Regions from separate parts of the Homo sapiens genome. Here region 2 is linked to region 1. Evidence: chromatin loops called from intact Hi-C (ENCODE). Cell type or tissue: breast epithelium. All regions are shown on one strand. Each heading gives the region's core, and the rest is flanking DNA. Links, peaks and the distances in the headings are about the cores only.

The links. Hi-C counts contacts between places; a loop is a spot of excess contacts. Peaks named below come from ENCODE experiments on the same cell type or tissue, not always from the same donor. Only the 100,000 strongest peaks of a DNase experiment are listed, where the experiment ranks them.
Region 2: it touches region 1 in a loop (15-fold over the local background); 5 of 110 quality-filtered maps call a loop at or near these places.

The regions. Positions count from the first base shown.
Region 1 is chr10:69,888,746-69,896,945 of GRCh38, reverse strand. It overlaps COL13A1 (collagen type XIII alpha 1 chain), which reads right to left. Exons shown (of 41, transcript NM_001368882.1): 10 at 7,506-7,532; 11 at 2,368-2,394; 12 at 2,245-2,271; 13 at 1,370-1,396. Among named protein-coding and RNA genes, the nearest start is that of COL13A1, 91 kb to the right of the region's middle. In breast epithelium, for the core only: no CTCF peak of the experiment used is centred there; a DNase peak (open chromatin) is centred at 6,262.
Region 2 is chr10:69,941,188-69,958,685 of GRCh38, reverse strand. It overlaps COL13A1 (collagen type XIII alpha 1 chain), which reads right to left. Exons shown (of 41, transcript NM_001368882.1): 36 at 14,508-14,561; 37 at 12,962-13,015; 38 at 11,344-11,379; 39 at 5,718-5,804; 40 at 1,644-1,682. It overlaps LOC107984242 (a long non-coding RNA gene), which reads left to right. Exons shown (of 4, transcript XR_007062181.1): 3 at 1,831-2,016; 4 at 3,708-3,791. Among named protein-coding and RNA genes, the nearest start is that of LINC02636, 59 kb to the left of the region's middle. RefSeq lists a silencer at 1,798-1,867 and an enhancer at 11,836-12,335. In breast epithelium, for the core only: no CTCF peak of the experiment used is centred there; no DNase peak of the experiment used is centred there.

The DNA.
Region 1 (8,200 bases), core at 5,156-7,655:
TTCTTTCGGGTAACATAATAACCCCGTGAGCCCATCGTTTCAAATAAACACAGCTGACCTTCTATTATTGTATCAGGATCAGGCTGGCCGGAACAGCAGGGCCCCTGCATCCCTGGAGCACATGCCGCTGACAGGCTGTGGCTCTGACTGTGCTGCTGCTGGCCTGCCTTCCTCAGCCCGGGCCCAGCACCGCCGTAGCCTTAAACCCATCCCAGCCTCTCACGTACCAGGCTCACAGTGGTTCCCTGGCCCAGGAACCCAGACCTCAGGCCTGCCTTCCAGCTTCCTGAGGGTCTGGGCAGAGGCTAGGCCCTGCTAGCATTGCCCTCCTGACAGCCTTCTAGAGTCAAGCTGGCACTGAGCCTGGCTTATGTCTGTCTCCACTCCCAAAATCGCACCACCCGGACCTGCCTGGCAGGGGTGGGCAGCCAGGGAAGCTGAGCACCATGGGGCACATGACAGCGGGGAGAGATGCCTAAAGATGCTCATCTTCCATCCCTGCTGTCCAGGTCTGGGAGCAACGAGGCCAATCCACAAAATGAGGGGCATTTTTTTCTGGGTCCAGCTCACTGGGGCTCCTACTGGAGGAAGCTGTGCGTATCTTGCTCTCCCCTGTCCCAAGATCGACCCTGCTGCTGGGACACAAGTTTGAAGATTCCTAACAGGACAACAGCAGTCTTTTGGGTTCTGTGTCTTGGGGTGGAGCAAGGAAAAGGAAGGAGCAGGCGGGGGTGGGCAGAGGAACCATCTCAGCCTGAAATCCCCACCCTGCTTGGAGAAGGGTTTCCTCTGCTTTTAAAGAGGCCAAGGAGAGATTTTATCCTTGAATTGCTGCAGTCAGTCCCCGATTATCTCCCATCATCGAGGTTTGGATGTGAAACACCATCATCTGATACAGTGACTAATAGAAAAGTCCCACTGTTTTGGCCACGGCTAGGCTGCCAGACACCACCCCCCTACCGCCACACACACGCACACACATGCTTGTTGGGTGGGGAGTCAAACAGACTCACACAAGTCACGCTGCCACAGGGGGCCATGTGCAGAGCAGCCACAGAGCTCCAGACACACAGCAGGAGACTCCAACATACCGAGTCAGACGTACGTACAAAGGGGCGGATGTACAGACACGCACGGGTGATGAGCGGCTCCATATAGCACATGGCTGGAGAGACACATCAGCTGTTCCCACCAGACGCACCACCATCCCAAGCTCCCCTCTCTGACTGCTGAGTGCAGAGGGCAGTGGGTGCTCCTGCTCCCCCATGATCTGTTAGTAACTGGAGACCCCAGGGAGATGAGGCTGAGCTGGGCGCTGTGCCCCAGGGATGGATCAAAGTGCCCTGCTAAATTTTAGGGGTTCACTTACCCGGTGTGGGTACTCTCCACACTGACCCTGGGAAGGAGAGGGAAGGGAAAGGTGGTGTTAGGCACTTGTTGGGGGTACCTGTTTCTCAGGGCACCCCCAGCACTTCAGGACATGCCACACATGTCACCGCTCACCAGCCCTCCTGCTCTAGTTTTGGTCTGAGCCCTCTGAGGCAGAAGAACTAAGTCCCTCCCTTGCCCCTGGCTAGCAGCAGGGAAGAAACTTCCATGGCCTGCCTGGAAGTGGCCCCAGGGAGCCTAGGGGTGGGGCTTCGCCTTATACCACTTGCCATAATGGCAGAGTCGGGAGTTATGCCCCATGCCTGGCGAAAGGTTGACCCTCTAGGCAGGCCCACCAGACAGCCCTGAACAGGAGCCACCGGATGGGAGCAGCCGGCACCATGGGGGTCCCAAGCCACCTTCTCTGAGCTGGGAGCGCCAGGCCCCTGTACCAGCGGCCCAAGGGCAAGCACAGCAGTGTCTCTATCAGAAATTCAACAAGACAGAGAGGGCAGGAGGCCAGGCCAGTGGTTTACAGGTTGATGCCTCTCAGAATCCCAGAGGCTCATGGAGGTGTCAGGGAACACCATGGAGTGACAGCTGGGAGGGGCCCAGAAAGAGGCTGAAGAGGGCCAGGCTCCAGGAGGACCCCTGGAAAGGATGTCACCCGGACCAGCCTCCAGGAGGACCCCTCACTCCAAGAAAAGGATGTCCCCTGGAGCGGTGTCAACCGAATCTATTATGCGGCACCTCGGGGGCTTTCCTGGTTCTGTCAATTAAAACTGAAGTTTGAAAATAACCATAATTGACCCCTTTCTACCAACTGGGAGGCCATTTCCTGAGATGGAGACTCTAGGAAACCTCCACTGCTCTTACCTTTTCTCCTTTTTGTCCCTGGGGTCCCTACAAAGAGACGGAGATGAGAGAGTTAGAAACCAAAGCTAAGGTCACAGCCACCGGAAGCTTCTCTGCTGGGAAATAGATGGATGAGGTACCAACCGGCTGTCCTGGGGGACCCGTCAGACCCTGTGGGAAGCAAACACACACAGGTCAGTGGGCAGACAGAAGACAGGCAATCAGGGACACCTGCCTGGGTGGGGATTGGGGCTGAATCCCGAAGGCTGGGCTCTACCAGCCATGGCCAGGTCTTCCCATGCCCACCACATTCAAGATGTCTTATTCACAGAGTCTCAGCTGCTTCACCCCCCAGTGGGCAGGACTAGGGCTGTGATGAAGAACAGATGGCATCTTTCATCCATTCCTCCAACCACCAGCATCTCATGGGCCAGCTATGGAGGGGCTCTACCTAGAGGTCAGGGAGTTTTCTGCTCCATGGGACCCCCTACCTCACATGCATCAAGCCTCTGGGAGACACTAGCACATTCCACCTCCTGCCTCCCAGGCTGCAGTGAAGCCCACTGAACCAGAAGAACTTCTGGCCTGGGGGTGCTGGGCCGGTGCCTCAGACAATGGGGGCCTTAGAGAAACCTTCAGCAAAAGAGAGAAAGCAGGAAGTTGGCAACTGAAGCCATGTTCTGGACTTCTCCAAGGAATATGAGGGGTCTTGAAGTTTCCTTCAAGGTTGTCTTGTCCATGCAGGGCTAGGAAAGGAGCTGGGGTTGGGAGGGACCCTTGCTGTCTGGGGAGGGCCCCGCATGCTCTGGCTCTCTTAGGAGGCTGCACCAAGGCTGGTGGAGGGAAGAGGAGAAAACAAATGCCTTATGGGCTGAGGATCCACCCTGAGGCTGGCTCTTCAGGTATGTGTCTGTGAGGGAGATGCTTGTGTCCACTCCAGCTCCCGAGTGAGGTGACAGAGACAAGGCCCCATGGCTCAGTGAAAGGTGGCACTGGGACAGGAGCCCAGGTTTGTCTGACGGCCAAGGTCCAGCTGTTTCCACTGCCAAATGCTCAGAACTGGGCCAGACCTTGGGAGTCAGGGCTTCTAGACTTGGCTAGAGCCATAAGCAGGTCCCTTTGAGCCACCAGTCTCTTTGGGGCCTGAAGCACTGCAGATCCCCAAGGGTGGGTCCATCTGGGAGGTGGCCGCAGCATGCTGTGATGTGCCAGAGCCTTGTTCCTGCTCCCCGCTTGCCAACAGGGCCACCTCCAAACTGGGAAACTCCCAAGAGCATCACTGGAAGGGAGAAGTGGCCTTTGGGACCATCCATGTGGCACTCCCAGCCCATGTGGCTGGCCAAGTGTTTATTGGTCTTTTATTGTTTTATTGAGACAGGGTCTCGCTCTGTTGTCCAGAATGGAGTACAGTGGTGTGATCTCCGCTCACTGCAGCCTCTGCCTCCTGGGTTCAGGCAGTCCTCCCACCTCTGCCTCACAAATAGCTAGGTCTACAGGCACACACTACCGTGCTTGGCTAACTCTTGCATTTTTTTGTAGAGACAGGGTTTTGCCATGTTGCCCAGGCTGCTCTCAAACTCCCAGACTCAAGCAATCTGCCCGTGCTGGCCTCCCAGAGTTCTGGGATTACAGGTGTGAGCCACCGCGCTCGGCCTGGCAGAGTGCTTAGAATGAAGTTCTGCAGCACATGATTCATCCGGCAGGGAACCCGGGCCCAGACCACAGGTGACCAGGTCATCCTCTGTCAGGACAGAGATATAAGTGTGATGGGGGAGGGGCAGGCGGAGTTTCAGGACTGCAGAGACTTGGACAATTGAAACCAGACATCCCAAACGGTGGCCCAGGGGACAATCGTGGTCTTCATAGGGATTTTGTTTGTCCCACATGGTTTTATTTCAACTAGTTGCCAATACTTAAGAGAGCAAGCAGAGTGCAAATAAAAATTTGGATTTCAAGTTTCTCTTAATTATGTCGAGGTCCAACAACACATGGTACCAGTTATCTTCAGCCAGGCAGCACCTGCCCCTTTAAGGGCCATGGCCACCGGTGATGTGCTTAGCACTTGCCAGCAGGCCTGTGCTAACCGCCACTGAGGCATAGCTAAGGCGCCTGTCTGCTTCTCGGGTGCCAAGCATGTTCTGAGTGCCTGGCGCTCCTCACTCGACAGCCCTGTGGGTGGTGGGTGAGATTTGGACTCAGTCCAGGCCTTGCTTTACAGCCCTTATGTCATTCCTGAGTCTCAGACCCCCAATCTTGTCCACCCCCCAACTACACTATTATACAACTGTGTCCTCCCAACACTTCAACACCTTATTTCAGGTTCTTGGGAATAATGTGAAGTGGGGGGGTGGGGCAGAGGTGACTCCCTTTTGAGAGGTGAGGACACAGGTTAAACAATGAGGGTGAGTGCCAGTGCCCCAGTGGGACGCCAGTGGAGGGGACAGCATCTGGGGCAGGAGACAGACAGATGAAGAGCAGGGCAAGGTAATGATGCTGGACAGCGGTGGGCAACTAACAGCTCGGGTACCCATGCCAAGCCAAACAGGAATCAGATGCTCTGTGGCCTGCTGGATTTGATGAGGCAGACAGGGGATCTATCCCACTGATGTGGGCTCACGAGAGAGGGGGTGGGCCTGCCTTTTCTGTTGAGTTAGCTCTGATCCCTGGACAGGCGGTCAAGTGTGTGGGGCAGAGGGACGGTGTGGCAGAATGAGGGCAGGAAAAGCGGCCCCATGGAAGGGTCCCTTTCCTCCAGGACAAAGTGCTGGCTGCTGAGAGGAGGTGTGATCGAGGGGTAAGACTCCACTGCATGGGTCTGAATCTCAGCTGTTGTATTTAGGAGCTTTGTGGCCTCAGGCAATGTACTTAGCCACTCTGTGCCTCAATTTCCCCTCTCATGAAGTGGGGATGATAAGCTGTTATGAGGATGACAGAGTGCTGCCTAGAGGATGACCATTATTATTACTTCTGGGGGGCCATGGGCTGCCTTACGGTAGCATAAGGCTGCCAGAGAGGGAAAGAAGCTCAGGCTGAAGGGATGAGCACCCCAAGCCCTTTATGCCTCTATAACAATGTGGCATGGCAGTTTCTTCCTGCCTCGGTCTCCACTACTCCATGCATGTGCACAGCATGCCTGGGAATGGGGTAGGGGCGGGGGGAAATGCATTTGCAGCGGAGGCAGCTGTGATGGAGAGGAAACCTTGCTGGGGAACCTGGATTCCAGCGCCAGCTCTTCTGCCACTGCCTCCAGGGCCTTCTGCCTCCAGTGCCCTTCCTCCGGTTCTGCAGACATGTCAAGGATTTTCCTACCTCAGGACCTTTGCACGTGCTATTCTCCCATGTCCAGAAAGCACATTCCCATCCCCCTTTCTATTTTCTCTCGGTTGAATGCTCATTCTTCAGGCACTAGTTCAAAAGTCTCTTTCTCAGAAAAGCCGTCTCCGACCTTTGGCCTGGGTGAGGTTTTTGTTATACCAAGATTTCCAGGGCACTAAGGATTATCTTTTTATAGCACTCATTGCAAAGCAACTTGTTAGTTATGTGAGTGATCATTTAAAAGGATGTCTCCCTACTAGACTGTGAGCTACAGATGGCAAGAACAGTCTCTCTCTTGCTCCCGTCTGTATCCCTAGCACCTGAAGCAGTGCCCAGCACATTTTAGATACTCCATAAAAAATGCATTAAAAGAAGGAAGGTGGCAGGAAGGCTGACAAAGAGTGAGGGAAACAGAAAGGGAGGAAGGTAATAAAACCTTAATAAAAAAAGGGAGGGAAGGAATTTGAGAACTGTGTTTCGATCTTGTTTTGGACATTCAGCTGTGTGACTTCAGGCAAGTTAGTTAGACTCTCTGAGCCTTGGTTTCCACACCTGTCAAAGGGGATTCTAGCAAGACCTGGAGCACAGAGTTACGCTGAGGATTGAGACAGTCATGCAAAGTGCTTAGCCCAGTGCCAACCACGTGGCAAACCCTCAATAAATATTAGTTGGATCTGAGTCAAGAGGACAGGTTGGGGCCCAGAGGGAGCTGGCAAGTTAGGAAGAGCTAGGCTGGAGCCCAGGCCTTGCAGCCAACACTCCACCATCCCCCTTTCCACCCACATGATTACCTGCCTCCCTCCATGCCCTGGCAGTGCCCCAGTCATGGGTCAAGGGTTGTCTTCACACCAGCGCTTGGAGCAAGGCATGAGCCAGGCCCCCACTGAACAGGGACAGGGGGAGCCTGCTGCGTTGCTTTCACCACCCTGCACAAATTCCTGGCCCACCAACCTGTGGAGCAGGAGGTGGTCCCTCACAGTAGGTGCGACCTGGATCTTAGGAGGCAGAAATGCACCCCAGCCCAGGGCTGTTTTGTTTGTCTGTCTGTTTGTTTGTTTTTTTAAAGCAGGGATTTATTGAAAACCAAAATACACTCCACAGTGTGGGAGCAGGGGCCCATTAGCTCTTAATGGCCCATCAGTCCCTGCTGAGATCTGGCCCACCGTGAGAGTGCGCAGCCCCTCATTCCCTTCTGGAAGGGATGGTCTGTGGAGACAGAAAATTTATTTCCAAAGCTCTGCAGAAGGTAGGGGCCAGGAGAAAGCTGGGCCAAATGTTGTCTCTCCACCTTTTTGGGGCCTGAGGCACTCCAGGTACCCTGGGCAGATCCATCTGGGTGGTGGCCGCGGGATGCTGTGACATGGAAGAGAAGACCTTGCTCCTGCTCCTGACTTGCCAAGTGGCCCAACCTCCAAACAGAAACTCCCAGGAAGGGAGAGGGGAAGGGGCCTTTGGGATGATGCATGTGGCACCCCCAGCTGAGATGATCCACTGGGCACCACCAGCCCCAGTGGGGCAGGAACCCCTGGAGTCCTGGGGTGGCTCAGGGCACAGCCAGCACCCGGAAGGGGTTATGAGGCCTTGAGGGACCTCAGGCTCAGTAGAAATGGTGTCTCCTAGAGAAAGTGTCCCCTGTGAGTGCAGATGAAACCTTGTCTCCCAAGGCCCATGCGAGTGTGGTTTGAGAGCAGTAAGCTGGACACCGACCTCTGTGTGCTACCAGCCAGGTGTGCACTCTCTCTGGATCTCCCATCCTCATGCTTCAGATGGAGAAGCCCCTGCCCATTTCTCCTCCCTGCATATTGATGTGAGGATCCAGGGCATGTGGTTTACACAGCTGGGGAGTGACCAGCATGGACAGCCATTCCTGTTGTCCCTGTGGGACCCACTTTGCAGTGCTTGGCTGTGCCTGTGAGGCTGGGCCAACCCCCACCCATCTCGGGAAGGCAGGAAAGCTGGGCTCTTACCATGTCGCCCTTTGGTCCTGGGTGGCCCTGGAAGGAGAAGAGGGTGAGTACCAGGTGCACTGTTCGCAGCCCAGAAGTTCCACCCTCTGTCCTTCATGCTCCTCCCTGCCCCCTGTGCTCCTCCCTGCCCCCCGTGCTCCTCCCTGTCCCCTGTGCTCCATCTGCACCTTCTGGCTTGTGCACTCCTTCACCCAGTCCCTAAGGCAAGGTCATTTGCTCACTGCCCCTCGCTGGGCCTCACTAGCAGCTGCCTGCCCTTCAGAGAGCAGGGGTGGGGGTAGTCTCCCTAGACCCCAACGCTCATGCCATTCACATGTCCAGGGTAGCTTCGGGGGATGCCTGGTCCCGTGACATGAGTGGAAATGATTGCTGGCACCCCTGGGCTGCACTTAGCTCGCTGGCCTGCAGTTGGGGAGTAACTGGGTGGTGCTAGGGTCCCTCAACTGAGAGAGGCGAGTGGCGGGGCCAGGCATGGCTGTGAGTGGGGCTGCATTCCGTCCACCCTGAGGGCTTTGGATGGGTCATGCTCCCTTCCAGCTGACTTGCTCCTAGGACTGGGGAGGGGACTCCTTTCTCCCATGAACATTTGTGTCAGGGAACCAAGTCCAAAGGATTGAAATGAACGAAGAGAGGAGCTATGGTGGGAAGCAGTCTCCACGTGGACTTGAGCACACGTGTGGGGTCTCAATCGGGGA
Region 2 (17,498 bases), core at 6,394-8,893, 61 kb before region 1:
ACAAAACAATGTTCTGTTAGTTTCAGTGGGTCTGCAGAGGTTTATTTCCTTTGTAGGAAGGGAGGTAAATCTTGTCCTGGGTTGGATGGGAGTTCTGGACAGGAGAACTGTGGGAACCCTGAGCCCCTAGGTGAAAGAAACTGGTGGCGACCTTAGCTCCCTGAAGGGAGGAAACCAAGTTCACCTCTCTGTGAATCCCCTTTGTGGTCACTAGAGGGCACTCTCTTTCTCTGCTGCCTTTGGAGGCCTGATTGTTGTAACCACTGCATTGTCCCAGATTGGACTTAAGGTGTGAATGAGTAGTCTTGAAGCTCTCTGGTTGCTTCTCCAAGACATTGCAGCTCTTGGTAGTGGCTGTTCTTCCCCTGCTAAGCACAACCATTTCTGTCTCCTAACCATTGGCAGCAACTTTAAAGAGGAAATTTTTTTAGGGGTCAAGGGTTCAGAGGTCTTATGACACCTCTGACCTGCTTTTGTGGCGCTTTAACTAGGTCTAAGTGGAGCTTGGCAGGAGGACGAGGCCAGCCTCCAGGGATGGATTCTGGGGAGGCATCTCTCTTGAGTGTTGAGCTTTTCCTTCTTGGGTTAGGGGGTGCTTTAGGTATCCAGGCAGGTAGGTGGTCAGCGTTGGCCTGGGGTCTTGGTGGTTTCACCACTTTTACCCAACCCAGTGCACTAGTGAGATTCTGGCATCTTAGTACAGGGGAGCTTGTTCATCTCATTGTAAGTGTGACTCTGCTGCCACTGGAACAGGACTGGATTCGTTGAGCACAGATTCTTGAACATGTTGGAGTCTCCGGTCCCTTTATGAGGATGAACCTTGAGACAATGGTGGTGGGGGGTTGGTGAGAAGACTTGGAGTGACAGGCAAGGTGGAGGGAGACGGTATGGGGCAGCATAGTGGCTGCCACCATTGCTGGGGACCAAGGCGGGTCTTCTGGATTAGTTAGCAAGCAGATGGCCTCTGTCTGCCTGGGCAGCCCTGTGCTCTGGGGAGCCATGGTTGAATGGGGCGATCACATGCAAGGGCACAGTCCTATGATGTCAGACTGCTCTAACAATGGCAAATGCCAAGGCCAGTGTGAATCAATGAAAACTCATTGTTGGTAGGAACTCTGGGAGCCCAGGAGAGATTTGGCTGCAGGTCACATGTGTGGTGGCATGAAGCTCTGCCAGCTTAAATGCAAGGGGAGTGGTAGAGTGGTGAGGAGCACAGCCCCTAGGGGAGGCACAGTAGCATGTGAGTTCAGAGTGAAAGCAACTGAGATGTCCTACGTCTAAGACATGTCATCACGTGGCATAAACGACCTTAGAGGAACTCTATGAGTGTGATCTGGAACTCCTTGGGGAAGTTCCTTGGGGGAAAGACACTATGTACATTGAACACACAAAGCATAAAGATGTCACCTGTGTGGCTGCATGGACATTCCGCCTAGGGTTTACTGATGTTCTAAGAAGCATTTTAAAATGTTTGTTAACAGCATGCAGTGTATGGGATGTTTAATGGGCACCCTGCCTTTGAGACAGTGACTATTTGACCTATGTCTTGCTGCCTCATCTGTAGCAAGGCAGAATGGAAATTGTGGAAGCTTTATGGCACTGCTGAGAACGGAGCCCCAGTGCACACCAATGGGAAGCCTTACCTTGTTCCAGCAGCCTTGGACTGGTAAGCCATCTTCGCCCTGCAAGGAGAAAGGAAGGCAGAGGGCTCAGACTTCCTGCAATGGTCCACCAAGTGGGCAGGACAGGGGTAACAAGGGCCACACGCATTTTGGCAGCTGATCAGGATGTGGCCCACCCACGCTTGTCTATTTCTTTTCTCTACTACAGGTCAGAACCTCAGAAGGAGGTGGAAACAAATCCGGCTATTTTACCATTGGTTAAAGGTCACATGCAGCTATAGTGCAACGTCAATAGGGGCTGTCCTAGCCCGTGGGACCAGCAAGCAGAGATGTCCTTCCGTGCCACGAAGAAACAGTCTCTGCTGTGGCCCTATGGAGTGCCGGCTGCTCACGGGTAAGCCACTCAGCACAAGGCGGCCTCAGTTTCCTCCTCCATAAAACCTTGGCAAGGACAGTTGCTTGATGTGACCGCTAAGGGCCTTCCCAGCCTTCTCATTCTCTTATTTGTCTCTCTTCCTAAGCACAGGGAGGAGGACATGTAGACAGTCCTTCTTTGATGATTAATCCTGGGGTGGGGTGAGGGGCATGAAGGGACAGGCAACCTCATGAGTATTGCAGGATGGCCCTGACATGCCTTTGGCAAGAAGACAAGGGTTCCTGGCGAAGCCTTAGACCTTGCTGGGAATTTGGGGGTGAAGTGCAGTAAAAACATGGGAATCAACTGCACACCGTCGGTCTCCTTTGTTGGTAGCAACCATGCAGCTCCTTTAGCCTCAAGATGTTCGTGTTCTGCCCTTGGTGATAGAAACTTTCCTGAGTTTTCTTGGGCCCTCATATCCTCTCCTTGCTGGCATACCCTATGGGGAATCTAGAAATCTAGAGACCCAGTGGGGAAGGCGAGGCTGGGCCAAGGGCAAAGGTCTGGTTCTCAGCCCAAGTCTGCTAGACTGGCAGGGCAGACAAGGAGATGGACATGGGGCTTCAGGAGACCCGGAGCAAGTGCTCAGTCCTGAGGGAGCTTGTGGAATGAGAGTCCTCTGCTGCCCTGGTCTGACGTCATCCACCCACGCCAGGGGCTGAAACCTCTCATCACCTGGCATTCAGCAGAAATTGGTCCCAATATGGAGGGCTTAGGAAGTCTGGTTATCTTGTAGTAAAAGTCATGAGCAATAGCTACCCCTGCCCCTCAAGCCCATAATAACACAGAGGAGGAGGCAGAGTGAGAAACAAGGGGAAGACACTTCCCCAGTAAAATTAATAGAAAATTGACACATTGATATGGGATGTTATGGAAGAAAATGCCATTTTACATGGAGAGTCAAATCAGGGTGACCTTCATTTTCCCCTCTGGGTTGGGGAGGGGATTGCAGGGGGAGGAGGTGCATTCCACAGTTTCAGGGTGACCCTGTGCCCCTTCCCCAGCCTGCCACGGTGCGGTATGACACACGTCACATGGATGCCGGGAGGGAGAGGAGCCTCTGTGGGCCAGAGCGGCATTCCCATTGGTGTGTGGATGGTGGCAGGGGGATATGGAGGGCAGGGCAGGCAGAGAATGAAAAGTAATGTATGGTGAGGAACAGAGAGGCCAAGGCAGCTGCTGGCAGAACTAAAGGTGCCCAGATTGTGGGAGGGGATTGTGGCTGAGGGAAGACCTGGCCAGTGCTCAAGGGAGCCCCTGCGGGCCAGAGCGGCATTCCCATTGGTGCGTGGATGGTGGAAGTCCTGGTTGAGAAAGGTGGCTGTGCAGTCTGCAAGCGCAGGGTTTGGCAGGACCAGCAGGGACAGGAAGCATGCTACCCGCCTGCTTGCTCTGCACTCTCCTTTTGTTGCCTATGCTCCTCCTAAAAAGTCCCTACTGCCCTTCAAGGGGCTCTACGACCACCTTTCAGGGTCACACAGCATAATTTCTTGTATCTTTTTCTCTTTTGTTCAAAGAGAATTCCTGTGTGACCCCAGGGCGGGGATGTGAGACCCCAAATTCTCTTATTACTGGTATGATAAAATAGCTCTTGAACTCCAAACCTATTGGGGAAATTTGGGGAGAGCTGTAACCCCTTGAGCCTTGGAGTGAAGTGTTCCCTTCAGCTTCTTTTGCAGTAAGAGGATCAGCGTGGAGGCCTAGACTGTCCATGCCTAGAGAGGGACTGGGCAGGCGGGAATAAACTGCTACCACTTCGCCTGGGACGTGCTTGGAAGAGAGGTCCTTAGCTGTCTCCCTGCCTCCTCCTTAACTACATTCTTGACCTTTCCGTCTCTCCCAGACTCTTCAGTAAGAAGCCATCTGATCATGAAAGAAAGGGACGAGGAAGGGTCTGGTAATGTCTTTGGAGATTTAAGCAAGAAGGACAAACCCTTTAGGATCCGAAAACCTAATCCTGGACCATCCCCTAGTTCTGATGGTGTCACCTGGGCAGCGACCCACGATCCAACCTGGAAGAATAGGCAGGTGGCCCCTCCTCCAGCTCACTTCTAGAGCTTCTCAGTCTACTCTGTAATCATGCCCTTCTGTCCCCCAAATCATGTGATGGAGGAGCAGGGGATACAGGGCTGATCAGGCATCTCATTCACATGTTTCGCTAGGTGCTCAGCCAGTGATTCTGAACTAACTTCACTGCCTGAAGGAAAAGAAGTGAGTCATGGTTCTGAAAACCAGTCCAGAGAATCCACTTTCCTAGCTGGTATCTGGTGGCAGCTTTGTCTAGAATCAGCTTGGAGATGAGTATCAGAGGCAGCCAAAACCAACTTCAGGGTGGGAGAGCTGGCTGGCATCAAGTGGCTGTGCTTTAGAGGTAGCTGCAGCAGGAAGCCAGGAAACATCCCAGTAAACTTTGCATGCAAGAGGGTGGCATGACTGGGAGCCCCCAGAGTACTAGCCTAGGCGGGGTGACCCTTGGCATTTACAGAATGAAGAAGTGGGAAGTGGAGCCTGGGGGGGATGGAGGAGGAGTGTGGAGGGTGGCTGGGGAGAAACCCAGTATGAATCACACACATGGGGAAGCCCAAATCGGCCATGCAGGCAAGCAAGGGCAATGCCATACCAATGGGCATGGGGCATCCAGTCCGTCCAGCCCTGGTAACCCCGGCTCCCCTTTCTCTCCTTTAAAACCTCGGTGTCCCTGTTCACAAAACCAACCACGATGATTATTCAGGTCAAGGCTGGCCAGCTCCAACCATGGAATAGAGAGGCCCAGTCCTACCCTGGCCAGGATGCAGGACCCTTGAGGCATCTACAAACAGGGGCTAAATCCCAGGTGATCCCCCATCTCCCAAATCCAGCTTTTGTGCTCTCTTTGTGCTCTGGAGAGTTCAGCTTTGCACACATACAACCTGCCCCCTCTCCGTTGATCCTCCTCTCTCTACAGACTCACTTAGTGTAAACACAGACAAACTTCAACTTTAGTGCATCATAATTTTTAGAACCTTCAAATGGATTCAAAGGCACTTGAGAAACCCAGCAGAAGTGCCTCATCATTAATTGCTGGCTCTTTTGAGAAGGCTTCCCATGGGGTGTCTGTCTGACTACCAGTTCTGGTCTGCAGCTTTAAAGGTTTCAGCTGGATGGCTGGTGAGTGTTGGGAGGCTGTGCATTAGAAGCCCCTCATCTGGCCTTGTTCTGCCCAGTTTTGAGCATCAGTGGCCCTGAGGAGACGCTAACTCTGGTGTCCTGCATCCTGATCAAGTGAGGATTCAGACAGCTTGAACTACTGGCCCACAGAGGTGGCCATGAAACGAAGAAGGCAAATCCGTGGCTCACAAATGCTACACTGGCTTCCAAAGCCATCCTGGAGCTAAGAGCTGAGGCCTTCCCTGAAAATCCCTTTCCTAGTGGTTTCCTCACTTCCACACATCGATTGCTCTGTATCTTCAAAGGAAAAGGATTCAAAGGCAAGGGATTTAGCCAGAATTACTTGCAGCTGTGGTTACAAAGCAAATCCAACAGCGGGCAGAATTTCACCAGTCAAATGAACAGAGAGATTTTGGTAGCATCCGTGTAGACATTTGGTTCTCATCTTAGTTTATTTGCCTTCTTTGTTTCCAACTTACAAACCTCAAGAACAAAAACCAGAACAATGCAAGTGATAAACAAAAACATACCAATGGGCAGGGGGCATCTAATCCAGGCGCTCCTTGGTCTCCCTTATCCCCTTTAGGCCCTCTAGAGCCTTTCTTCCCCCTCTCCCCCTGTAAATAATGGTTTAGTCCGAGAAAAAAACATCAAAACTTTAAGATCATTCATGTGTTAAGGTTGAAGACAGAAAAAGAAAAATAAAATTAAAAAGGGAAAAAGAGATGCTTTAAATTAGGATATTCTCCCCAGTAGGATTTGGAGTCAATACCCACCTCCTCCCCACCCCCCAGGAACCTGAGAATTTGGCTAAGGTGGGTGGGAGGGGGAGGGGAGGACAGGCAGAGGGCTCAGAGCTGCAGGTGCAGGGAACCACAGACTGAAGATTTTGGTGGCCGGTTTTGCTAATACTAAGCCCAGCGTGGGTCTGTGCTGAACACAGTGGCTAGGGACCAACTTCCTTCTCTTTGAGTCTGTTTTTGAAAGGCTTTGGGGTGAAAACTTTTTTTTTCCCCAATTAATGTTTATCCTTTTGACATTCTATTAGGAGGCAAGGTGATTTTGCTTGGAGCCCTGGGATGTGTGTGAACATAGCATGTATGAGTGTATGCATATATGTGCTTGTGCACATGTGTGTATATGTATGTATGAGTATACAGGTATGTGCTTGTGTATATGTGTGTGTGTGCCCACGTTTGAGTGTGTGTGGGTATGTGCTTGGGCACGTGAACACATGTGTGTGCCTTTATTATGCATGTGTGTCCATGTGCACATATGTATGTGTGTGTCCAGAGCTCACGGATGGCCCCTTGTGCTCAGCTGGCTTCTCCTGTTCTATCTGTGTCTCTGGTTCATCCTGGTCTGAAGTCAGACCGTTATTTGTATATGAATATGTTGGTTTAAGGAATTCATTTGTTTCTGAAAAGCTACAGTAAACATCATTTTTCTAAATTGAATCCTATATTGTATGTGTCAGAGTCTATTTAAAGAAGGGCTGTGGGGAATTCTTTTTAAAAGTGAAGCATCACTTCTGTAATGAATTTGCATTTGCATTTTTATATGTGTTTCCTAAAAAGGGGGCTCAGTATGCCCCTAGGGAGTCTTCCTGGGAGCTCCCCTCCTCTATGGAAGGGGGATTATCTAACGCTTGGGGACTTCAACTGTGTCACTCCAGGGTGACACTGAATGCTGGGCAGCGTATTAGAACAAAGGCTTGCAGTCAGAGTTGGTTCTGACAGTTAGCTGCGTGACTTTGTGAAGTTACTTCTTTGAGCCTTAGTTTCTTTACCTGTAAAATGAGTACAATAATACCTGCCTCAAAAATTTGTTGTGAGGCTGGGCATGGTGGCTCATGTCTGTAATCCCAGCATTTTGGGAGGCCAAGGCAGGAGGGTCACTTGAGGCCAGGAGTTCGAGGCCAGCCTGGACAATAAAGCAAGACCTCATTTTTGCAAAGAATAAAAAAATTAGTCGGGTGTGGTGGCATGTCCCTGTAGTCCTAGCTACTCAGGAGTTTGAGGCAGAAAGATCACTTGAGCCAAGGACAAGAGTTTGAGGCAGCAGTCAACCATGATTGCACCACTACACTTCAGCCTGGGCAACAAAGCAAGACCCTGTCTGAAAAAAAAATGTTGTGAGTTCTTTGTGCACATTAAATGCTTAATAATGGAATATAGTATGTGCACAGTAAACGATAGCTGCTTCATAATGATAATAATGGTCATTATTTCTTTTTAGCCAGTATAGGAGCCAAAGGTTGGGGTCAGAGGTTGTCATGTGCACTGTTCCTGCAGTGGAAGGCTGCAGGGTAGATGTTCATTAGAGGAAGGCAGAGGATAAGAATATTTTTGGCTGGGCACAGTGGCTCATGTCTGTAATCCCAGCACTTTGGGAGGCGGAGGCGGGCGGATCACTGGAGGTCAGGAGTTCGAGACCAGCCTGGCCAACATGGCAAAACCCCATCTCTACTAAAAATACAAAAATTAGCCTGGTGTGGTGGCACTAGCCTGTAATCCTAGCTACTCGGGAGGCTGAGGCAGGAGAATCGCTTGAACCCAGGAGGCAGAGGTTGCAGTGAGCTGAGATTGTGCCACTGCACTCCAGCCTGGGTGACAGAGTGAGACTCTCACAAACAAACAAACAAACAAACAAAATAATATTTTTGATGTTCTTCCAGATCTTCGGAAATTACTCAAATTTCTCTATTTCAGAGGTGGTCTGCAACTGCCAGTGCATTATTCTAAATGAATTTTCTAAAAATGCAAATCCTTACTTAGAAAACGACATGCGTTTAAATATGTATGCACATATTAGGTATATTCCCATCGGCCTGAAGTTTTGTCTGCCAACAAGAACATCATGGCACAAATCATCCCCAAATGGTAGACCAGCAAAACCACTAGCTATTTGGGTGGGGAAGCCCCCTGGTAAACTCTCTCAGGAGTGTGGCCCCTCATTCTCTGGGTCATGAGCAGTTTCCTAATGAAGAAGCCGGGCAAATCTGCCAGAGTGGGGGATCCCAGTCCAGGATACCCCGGGGGTAACAGAGGGTTGGCGTGTTCCAGACTTTCACAACAGGTAACGGACACTATGGGGAGTTGTGTTCTAAGAACCTGTGCAATTGCCCCAAATCCGGTGTCCTTTGAGGCTATTAGAGTAGTAACGTTGCCTGCGTTCTCCCTGCCTCCCACCCCCAGACAGTGACACAAAAGAGATCCATTGCACAGAGGGAACCCTAGCTGGTAAGGGAGAAAGGGGCAAATAAAGTCAAGGGGCAAAGGCTTCTTAAAAACATAAGTAAATGTCTAACAGTGGACTTTGGAGGAGATAAACTGACAGCTGGTGAGGGGGAGGGGAAAGGATGAAGGACGTGGGACTATTATAACGGAATGAACATATCTGGGGGGAGAAGCAGTAAAGGAAGAGGCCAAAAGAGATAGTGGAGGAGGAAGAAGTGAGGAGACAAGACGGACTTAGGAAGTGAGACGTACACACACACGCACACACAAACACATGCACACACACACACACACGCACACACAAACACACGCACACACACACACACACAAACATGCGTGCACCCCCCACCCCCCCAAAGTTGGGCATCTCAGAGAGCAGAAGCAGCCTCACTGCATGCACACAGACCTTTTCAGCTGGCTGGTTTGCAGGCAGCTCCACAGTAACATCCAATTTTCCTGAATGATTATATTGCCAGATTCATGCCACCCTTTATCTTTTGACTGATTTCTTACCCTAAAGGTGGCTCCCGGGCCAAATTCACAGAGCTACTTAGGGGAAAGGGAAGCACCCTTAGTGACAAGGTCAGGATATTCTTTCCACTGGCGTGTGTGTCCCTTAGAAAGCTCCTGGTCTGGGGCTCCGGGCCTTTGCCCACCATGACAAGGACTTTCCTTCCATGAACAGGAAAGAGGCTCTGAGACCATCCTTTGATGGGACATGGAGAAGCATACCTGTAAGGTTGTATCTTGGTTCACTGTAAGATAAAACAAATCTCTGGGCCAGGTGCGGTGGCTCATGTCTGTAATTCCAGCACTTTGGGAGCCGAGGCAGGAGGATCACTTGAGGTCAGGAGTTTGAAACCAGCCTGGCCAATATGGTGAAACCCTGTCTCTACTAAAATACAAAAAATTAGCCGGGCGTGGTGGCGCATGCCTGTAGTTCCAACTACTCAGGAGGCTGAGGCAGGGAAATCACTTGAACCCGGGAGGCGGAGTTTGCAATGAGCTGAGATCGCGCCATTGCACTCCAGCCTGGCGACAGAGCAAGACTCTGTCTCGAAGAAACAAAGAAAGGTCAGAATGGGAGGCAAGATTGAGGGGAGACTCTTCCAGGACATTTGGGCATCCTGAGAGTCAAATCCCCGGCATGAAGAGGACAAGCTGCCCTTGAGTTGGAAACCTGCTCTTTGGGAATAAGTCAATTGGCTCTTTATGGTGTGCTCAAAAGAAAGGTGCGTGCCACCTCATTGTTTTCTGAACTTGACTTTTACTAAGTGACACATTCCTAATTTGTAAAGGGGATGGAGGAAAGTGTGTCAAACATCGGGAAGGGGAAGGGGAATAGAAATACTTTCCCACTGATTCCTGGGGCCTCCGTGGATGACTCAATAACCTCAGTTGCTGCAGCATCAGAGCCGCCAGCCCCCACCCTCCCTCTGTCTGTGACAAGGGTACTTGTCCTGCCTCCACCTCTAGAGCAACATGGTCACCGTCCCTTGAAGGACCGATTTTGCAGCCTTCAAACGGCTCAGTGTCTCCAGCCAACTGAAAAAGTCTGAAGAAGGAGGTTTAGAAAATACTAATTGAATATAATAAAGAAAACTAGAACATGTCAGAAAGACATTTGAAAGGAAGTTAGTATGCCAATGAAGAGGTGGAATGATCAAAGATTTTAGAGGCCTAAATCCTTTGATGCCACACTGAGGAAAGTCCTTCCCAGCGTGCTTAGAGCATCTGGAAGCAGGTCTGTTTATTCCGGCAGTTTCCAGACCTGGTCTTGCCATGGGCAGGGGTGGCGCTGCTGCTCCCTCTTGTTTATAGAAGATGCGGGACAAACTGAGTTGCTTTTGACCAGCTGCCAGTGAAGAGCACTTAGGAAAATGGGAGTGCTCAGTAAATAGATCTTGAGTTGAAGAGATGGAATTCACTGTTGCCAGATAGGAGCATAGGCATTCTGGCACTTTCTGTGCATGAACATGGTATCAGTGTGCAAAGATCAGCCACAAGACCTGGGTTCTGGAGACCGTGTGCTCTTCCTCTAACTCTCCATGGGATCCCAGAACACATAATCATTGTCTGGGCCTTGTTTCTCCATCTGTTCCTTCTCCTCTAAGCGCCTTGGATTTTAGGACCCGCTAGGAGACACACTTGGTTTCTAGGGGGTGTGCCCCCCACTCCAGGAAGCCCCATGATGCAGCAGCAGATGAGACCCTCCAGAGGGGAACCCAAAGGCCATCTCTTGGTCAGATGTAGTTAAATTCTCCCTGCTGGGCCCAAATGCTGAAGGCTGTGGTCGGTGCCACCCCCTGTTATGTGGCTGTGGGTGCCATGGGCATTTGGTAAGTGTGTCCTGGTGAAGATGGCAGAAACCAAAGGGACAGCAAGGGTCTGAGAAGGCGCAGTCCTTTCAGAGCCCTGCCGACTCTTTCCAAGAGAAATAGTGGCTGTAATATTTTTTAAAAGGGTTGGCTGCTTCCAACAACTGTCTGCTTGTTCTTGGAGCTGGAATTTATTTTCTCTCTCACCAGTGGCCTGGAATGCCTGGCAAAACCAAGTTTCAGAGGGCAAGGACAAGGTAGCAATGGATCTAAAATGATCACGTAGGGGCCCACAATCAGGGCAACCTAGAAAGAGCTGGACACATGGATCTTGTTGCTGGATAGCAATGCTAAGCTGGTGGCTGCCATGGGATTCAGTCTCTCCTTGCTGTGTGGAAAAATACAGGCTTCCATGTGAGGATCAGGCCCCAGGCTCCCTACATGCCACAGGTTAAGGCCCTCCTTGTAAAGCCTTTCAATTTAGGATGACTTATCAGGAAAAACTGTTCGCCATGTTGGTCAGGAATCACCGATCGATCATTCCACCCCATCATGAAGACATTAGTAACTAGAGCACGAGTGCAGGGGCTCAGACTCACCCGGTTTCCCTTGTCCCCGGGTGGTCCATGTAAACCCTGCAAGAGATCAGAGGAAGAAAGGCATGTTAATGAGGACACACAGGCCAGCTGTACAGTGCTTTCTTCCAGGCTCATCAAACTCTCCCAATGCCTCACTCACTGGAGACAGGTTTAGTTATTCCCACTACACGGAAAGGGGACAGAGAAGCAAATCGCTAAGAAAACCTGACCTAGAGGCAAATGATGAGTTCTGGGCAAAGCCAAGAACACACTTCAGGCTGGGCACGGTGGCTCACGCCTGTAATCCCAGCACTTTGGGAGGCCGAGGTGGGCGGATCACGAGGTCCAGAGATCGAAACCATCCTGGCCAACGAGGTGAAAGCCCGTCTCTATGAAAAATACAAAAATATCAGCTGGCCGTGGTGGTGGGCACCTGTAGTCTGAGCTACGCTGGAGGCTGAGGCAGGAGAATCGCTTGAACCTGGGAGGCTGAGGTTGCAGTGAGCCGAGATCATGCCACTGCACTCCAGCCTGGCGACAGAGTGAGACTCCGTCTCAAAACAAAAAACAAAAAACAAAAAAACACAGTTCTGGTTTTCTCACCTCTCCAGCCCAGGTCCTGGCCTGTGGCTGGGTTTTCCCGAGGTCACTACCGCAGGTGAGGGGTCAGTTCTGAGGATGCGCTTGTGGGGGCCAGGAATGCTCTAGGCAGAGGGGAGTTCCCAAGGCTCTCCTGCCAGGCTCTTGCTAGACCCTCTTTTCAAGGTGCAAAATGCTCTTCATTCTACAGCTAGGGGAATTTAGCATGAGACAAGCCTGGCCCAGATGTGCGTACCTGGCCAACACACACAGCCTCCAGTGGATGGGAAACTAAAGTGCGGGCTCTCTCAGGCAGACACTCAACTTCTGTAACACAGTGGTGGGAAAGCATGCCGTGATGGAAAGCCAGGTGTCCCCTGCAAGGCCCAGCTGCTCCGCTCATGAAGCCTCTCCTATCACAGGGGTCTGGATTTGATTCTGCCCCTTCTGAGGGCAGGGGCCATGGCGCACACATTGCTGAGGGCAGGCTGCACTTAACACAGTGGGAGGGGCTACATCCCATTACAGGGTCCCCATGGCAGAGGCCCTGGTCCTCTCACAGCGCAATGCCCAGCAGGGCATGCTAGCCTATCACCAGTTGCCTCTTGGCAGCTTTGTCTGTCATGGAAATGAGAGTTCTCCCTTGGCCCTGGATTTGTGCTCCAGGCCCTAGGTGATTTTTTTTTTTTTTTTTGGTTTGTGTGTTCGTTTTTTTGAGATGGAGTCTCGCTCTGTCACCCAGGCTGGAGTGCAGTGGTGCGATCTCGGCTCACTGCAACCTCCACCTCCTGGGTTCAAGAGATTCTCCTGCCTCAGCCTCCCGAGTAGCTGGGATACAGGTGCGCACCACCACACGTGGCTAAGTTTTGTATTTTTAGTAAAGACGGGGTTTCACCGTGTTGGCCAGGATAGTCTTGATCTCCTGACCTCGTGATGCGCCCGCCTCGGCCTCCCAAAGTGCTGGGATTACAGGTGTGAGCCACCATGCCCGGCCGGCCGTGGGTATTTCTAATGGGGGCAGGGGTGGGAGGAGAGGAACCTCTGATCCCAAGAGACTCACAGGAAGCCCAGCTGCTCCCGTTGGTCCTGTCATCCCAGGGTCTCCTTTGCTGCCCTGAAATGGGAGAAAGAAATGCATGAATCCTGCCAGACACGGTAACAATCTTCCTTGCCATTTTCTACTTTGGTATGAAATACAGGAAACCTCTCCAGTCCCCTCAAGAGCCCTCCGGGAAGCAAGGGCTATGGGAAAGGTGGGGTGCTGCTGATGCGAACACTGCCTTGGGGAGGGGGCTCAGAAGCCCCCCTCACTCTCCCTCCAGCAGAGCCTATCCCCCAAGGCCTCCCAGAATGACCCGTGGTGTCCTGGGCCTGGCTGGCCTGAGGCTGAAACAGGGGCGAAGAAAGCAGGGCAGGAAGGCAGGGAAAGAGAAAGGGAAGAGAAAGAGAGCTTTGCTTTCTTCTCCAGAGCCTCAAGGGTCACCTCTCAGAGCAGCCTCCTGGTTTCCCCAAGCTGGTGGTCACGGAGAAGCTTGTGCCCTCTGCAGAAGCTCCTGCCCTCCCCACCTGAGACAGAGCCAGCAAGGTGGGCGGATGGGGAGTGCAGGGAGCTGCCCACACAGGCAGAGAACTCGACGGATGCCCACACAGGGACCTCCGAGCCCTGAGTGTGTAGAACCCAGGGGCTGGCTGGGAAGAGCTGATATAGAAAGACACAGCTCCCCTGCCTCCACTCAGCTGACACCCTCCACCCTCACCCTCGGACATGCCCATTCCAGCAGGACAGGCCAGGAACTGCAAGTCCTGTGACATGGCCAACGTCCATCGACAGCGACCGTGGGAGCCTGGCCTATGGCTCTGGCCTCCTGACTTCCTGCTGTCCTCGAGGAATTATCTAAACACCACCTGGCCCTCTGTTCCATGCAGTTTCCCTAAATCATTACAAAGTTTAGGCATGTCCAGTGACAATGGCGCCCAGGGCCTTGCCAAACTGAACCTGAGATGGACACAAGGTGGCCAGAAGCCAAAGTGGAGGAAGTTCTCCAATTCCTTTTTTTTTCTTTTCCTCTTTTTTCTTTTTCTTTTTCTTTCTTTCTTTCTTTTTCTTTTTCATTTTTTTTTTTATAGAGATAAGGTCTTGCTCTGTCTCCTAGGCTGGAGTGCAGTAATATAATAATGGTTCACTGCAGCCTCCACTTCCTGGGCTCAACTGATCCTCCTGCCTCAGCCTCCCAAGTAGCTAGGACTAGAGGTGTGCACCATCATGCCTGGCTAATTTTAAAAAAATTTTTTGTAGAGTCTGGGTTGCGCTATGTTGTCCAGGCTGGTCTCAGACTCCTGAGCTCAAGTGATCCTCCCAACCTGGCCTCCCAGAGTGTTGGGATTACAGGTATGAGCCAACGTGCCCGGCCTCTCCATCTCCTTGATCCCTCCAAGTCTTGTCAACTCATAGCTACACAACCAGCACCCCCTGTCCCAGGCTGCTGTGAGGATGACCAGGAGAAGAGATGGAAGAAGGAAGGCATGAGGGCTGAGACCCCTGGTGTTGGGTCCCAGGCATGCCTCTCCCTCCTGGCCGCCCAGGCCCCTGGCTCAGTGACACTCACCCTCTCGCCCTTTGGTCCCGCTGGGCCTGGAACTCCAATTGGTCCTGGAGTACCCTGGGAAGGGGAAAGAAAGCAGAGGTGAGGGTCCCCACACTCTGGGGAGCCCTGGGTGCCCCACCTGATGCCTAGAGATGAGCAAGGTCCAAGGCCCAGTTTTCAGAGTTGGCGAGGCCAGGCTCGTTCAGGGCAGTCATTCGACTGGGCCGTGATCCTCTTTGGGTTCAGGGGCTGTTGGGGAGAGAGCACCTCCCCATGCCTCAGAGCCAGATTTGTGGACTGAAACCCTTTTGCTTCACAACCAAGCTTGCCAAGGCTGAAAACAATGGGAGAATGGTTGCTTAGTTTTGCTCCCAGAAGCACTTGGGAGGGAGTGGACCCATCCCGGGGCAGGGGCCGGGGGCTGGCACCCTCTTTGCTTTGCAGCTCCACATGCAGCGGGAGGGTCTTCATGCCACAGAGATGGATGCGGATGCACACACAGGGGCAGACGAGAGAGGGTTGTTCAGCCAACACCCACCCCACCGGCCCACCGCAGACCCACAGCCCTGGCCTCAGTCTCTGGCCGGGGCCTTCTCGCCCCACTCACAGGCCTGCGGAACTGGCTGGATCGGGGGGTGAATTAGGGTGCCTCAATGTCTGCACCGACACCGGCCTGGCAGGGAGGCGTGTCATGAGCTCTGCTAGCCCGGGGCTGGGGGCGCTGGAGCCATTGGAGCTCACGGCTTAGACATGGAGCATCAGGGCTTGCTCTGGCCTCCTCCAACATCTTCCCACGTTCCCAGTTCACAGCCTGGCCAGACCAAGTCTCTAGTTCAGCGTCTCCTGTTGTTGGCCTCAGATGAGGACAGGAGGAGTTGACTTGGGCTGTGGACAGTTTCCTGTGCTCTGAATGTATCTGTGAATGGCGGGGCATGACTTACTTCACGTGAGACAAAGAGGGGAGTAAGATGTCCTCAGGGCCCCCCTTTGCAACCACAAGGAGGGAAGGAAGGCTGCAGGCATCCATAATAGCACAGCAGAAAGAAAAAGGAGGCTGGGCGCAGTGGCTCACGGCTGTAATCCCAGCACTTTGGGAGGCCGAGGCGGGTGGATCACCTGAGGTCAGGAGTTCAAGACCGGTCTGGCCAACATGGCGAAACCCCAACTCTACTAAAAATACAACATTTAGTCCGGCATGGTGGTGGGTGCCTGTAATCCCAGCTACTCGGGAGGCTGAGGCAGGAGAATCGCTTGAAACCCGGAGGTGGAGGTTGCAGTGAGCCAAGATTGCGCCACTGCACTCCAGCCTGGGTGACAGAGCGAGACTCTGTCTCAAAAACAATAAGGAGTCAGCTCGGGCCAGTGGTTGGGCACAGCGCCACGGAGTCATGTGGCTGGCCTTGCCTCGGAGGCCTACAAACTCCTGGGTATTGGAGAAGCTCCTTAGCCTTGCCGAGTGTCGGTTTCCCCGTCTGTACCACGTGTGTCTGCCTCCTTGACCGTGCCAGGTTTCCATGCATGAATGCGTAGCAAGCATTTGGTGCTGAGCCTGACGCGTAGGAAGTGCTCAATAAATGTTAATATTGGCAGGGAAGGCTTATTTTTTTTCCCCACATTTTCCCTTAAAGTTAGGATACTGATTTTATGAGGAAAATAAAGACTCAGTTCCTAAGGGACAGAGTGTATGAATTTGTACTGCTTCCCTCGGTCTAACATAAAAGGGAGAAGCCATTGAGAGGAAAGTCTTGGTTTCTCTGATTGCAACCACAGATCATCCCCGAGCCCTGCCCGCACCTGAGACAGGTTTGCTAGGTGGGGAAGGATGGAGAGGGAGGGACTGTGGCGAAGGAGCAAAGCCATAATAACTCCTGGAAGCCAGGGCATGCTCTCTGCATGTAAGGGTTTACAGTGTGAACTCCATCAGTGCAGGGAGGTGGGGGGCTCTGAAGAAGTCTGTCATCTTGGGCAAGCCATGTCATCTCCTATTTATGAGGGCACAGAATAGGCATTCAGTAGGATGGGGCTCTCACAGAGGTCTATCTTGACCCTCCTACCTCTAAAAGCTCTGGGCTTCTCTTGGTGCCGGTTGCAAGTGCCCCCGGCCACCTGGGAAGACCTGTGAGCCTGTGCTTCAGTGTGTCCCCTACGCTGCACACATGAACCCTGGCAAGGTCTCGCCTCCCCTGAGGGTGGCTCCAGCCAGCTAACTAGAACTCCATGCAGGCCATGGGCAGATGTGGCCTTGAAAGCCCTCTGCAGGACAGAGCAGGGCCTCCCTGGCTGGAAGGGGCTGGGTGCACAGAGCTCTCGTGATGGTGTCCGAGCAGGGACTCGAGACTTGAGGGCGAGTGAGCTCAATACCCTGGGAAGGTTGACCTCAGAGGGCGCTCACGGGAGGGACCGGAGGTGGACAGGAGGGAATTTTCCTCTGATCCTTCAGTTGTTAGTCATAAGCAGAAGGGCCAGGTGCTTTCTAGTCAATAGTAAATGATGCCTGTTTTCTGGAATCAGAAAGAATGGAGGAAGAGAGGACCCAAGTGTGCCTCACTTGCTCTGTAGTGAACTGCCATGTTGGGTTGCAGGGCGACTGTGCTGTCATAGGCAGTGCAAGGGTGGTTAGAACGTGCATAAGACACAGAGCTGGGACTGGCTTCTATGCTTCTGCAGGCTACTCCTGTCCTCAGCCTTCAAAGCTGTCCTACCCCACATATACCAGACTGGTGGCTGCACAAGACTAGGAGGCCCTCGTGGGAAGACAGGAGATGGACAGAGCTCACAGCATGAAGACAACACAGCATGACGGGCACACACAGACACTGGTGTGTTTGGTGGGGAGAGGCCATGGCTCAAACCTCCAGGGCTGGGCACCCAGGCTGGACTCAGCATTCCTGTGGAATCAGGAGCGGTGCTGCTGGAGTGGCCTCCCACCCCACACCTGGCAGGTTTGAGGTCCCTGGGTGTATTCTGTGGACAGGGGCATTCAGATGAAGGCCAGCCATATTTGGTCAAGAG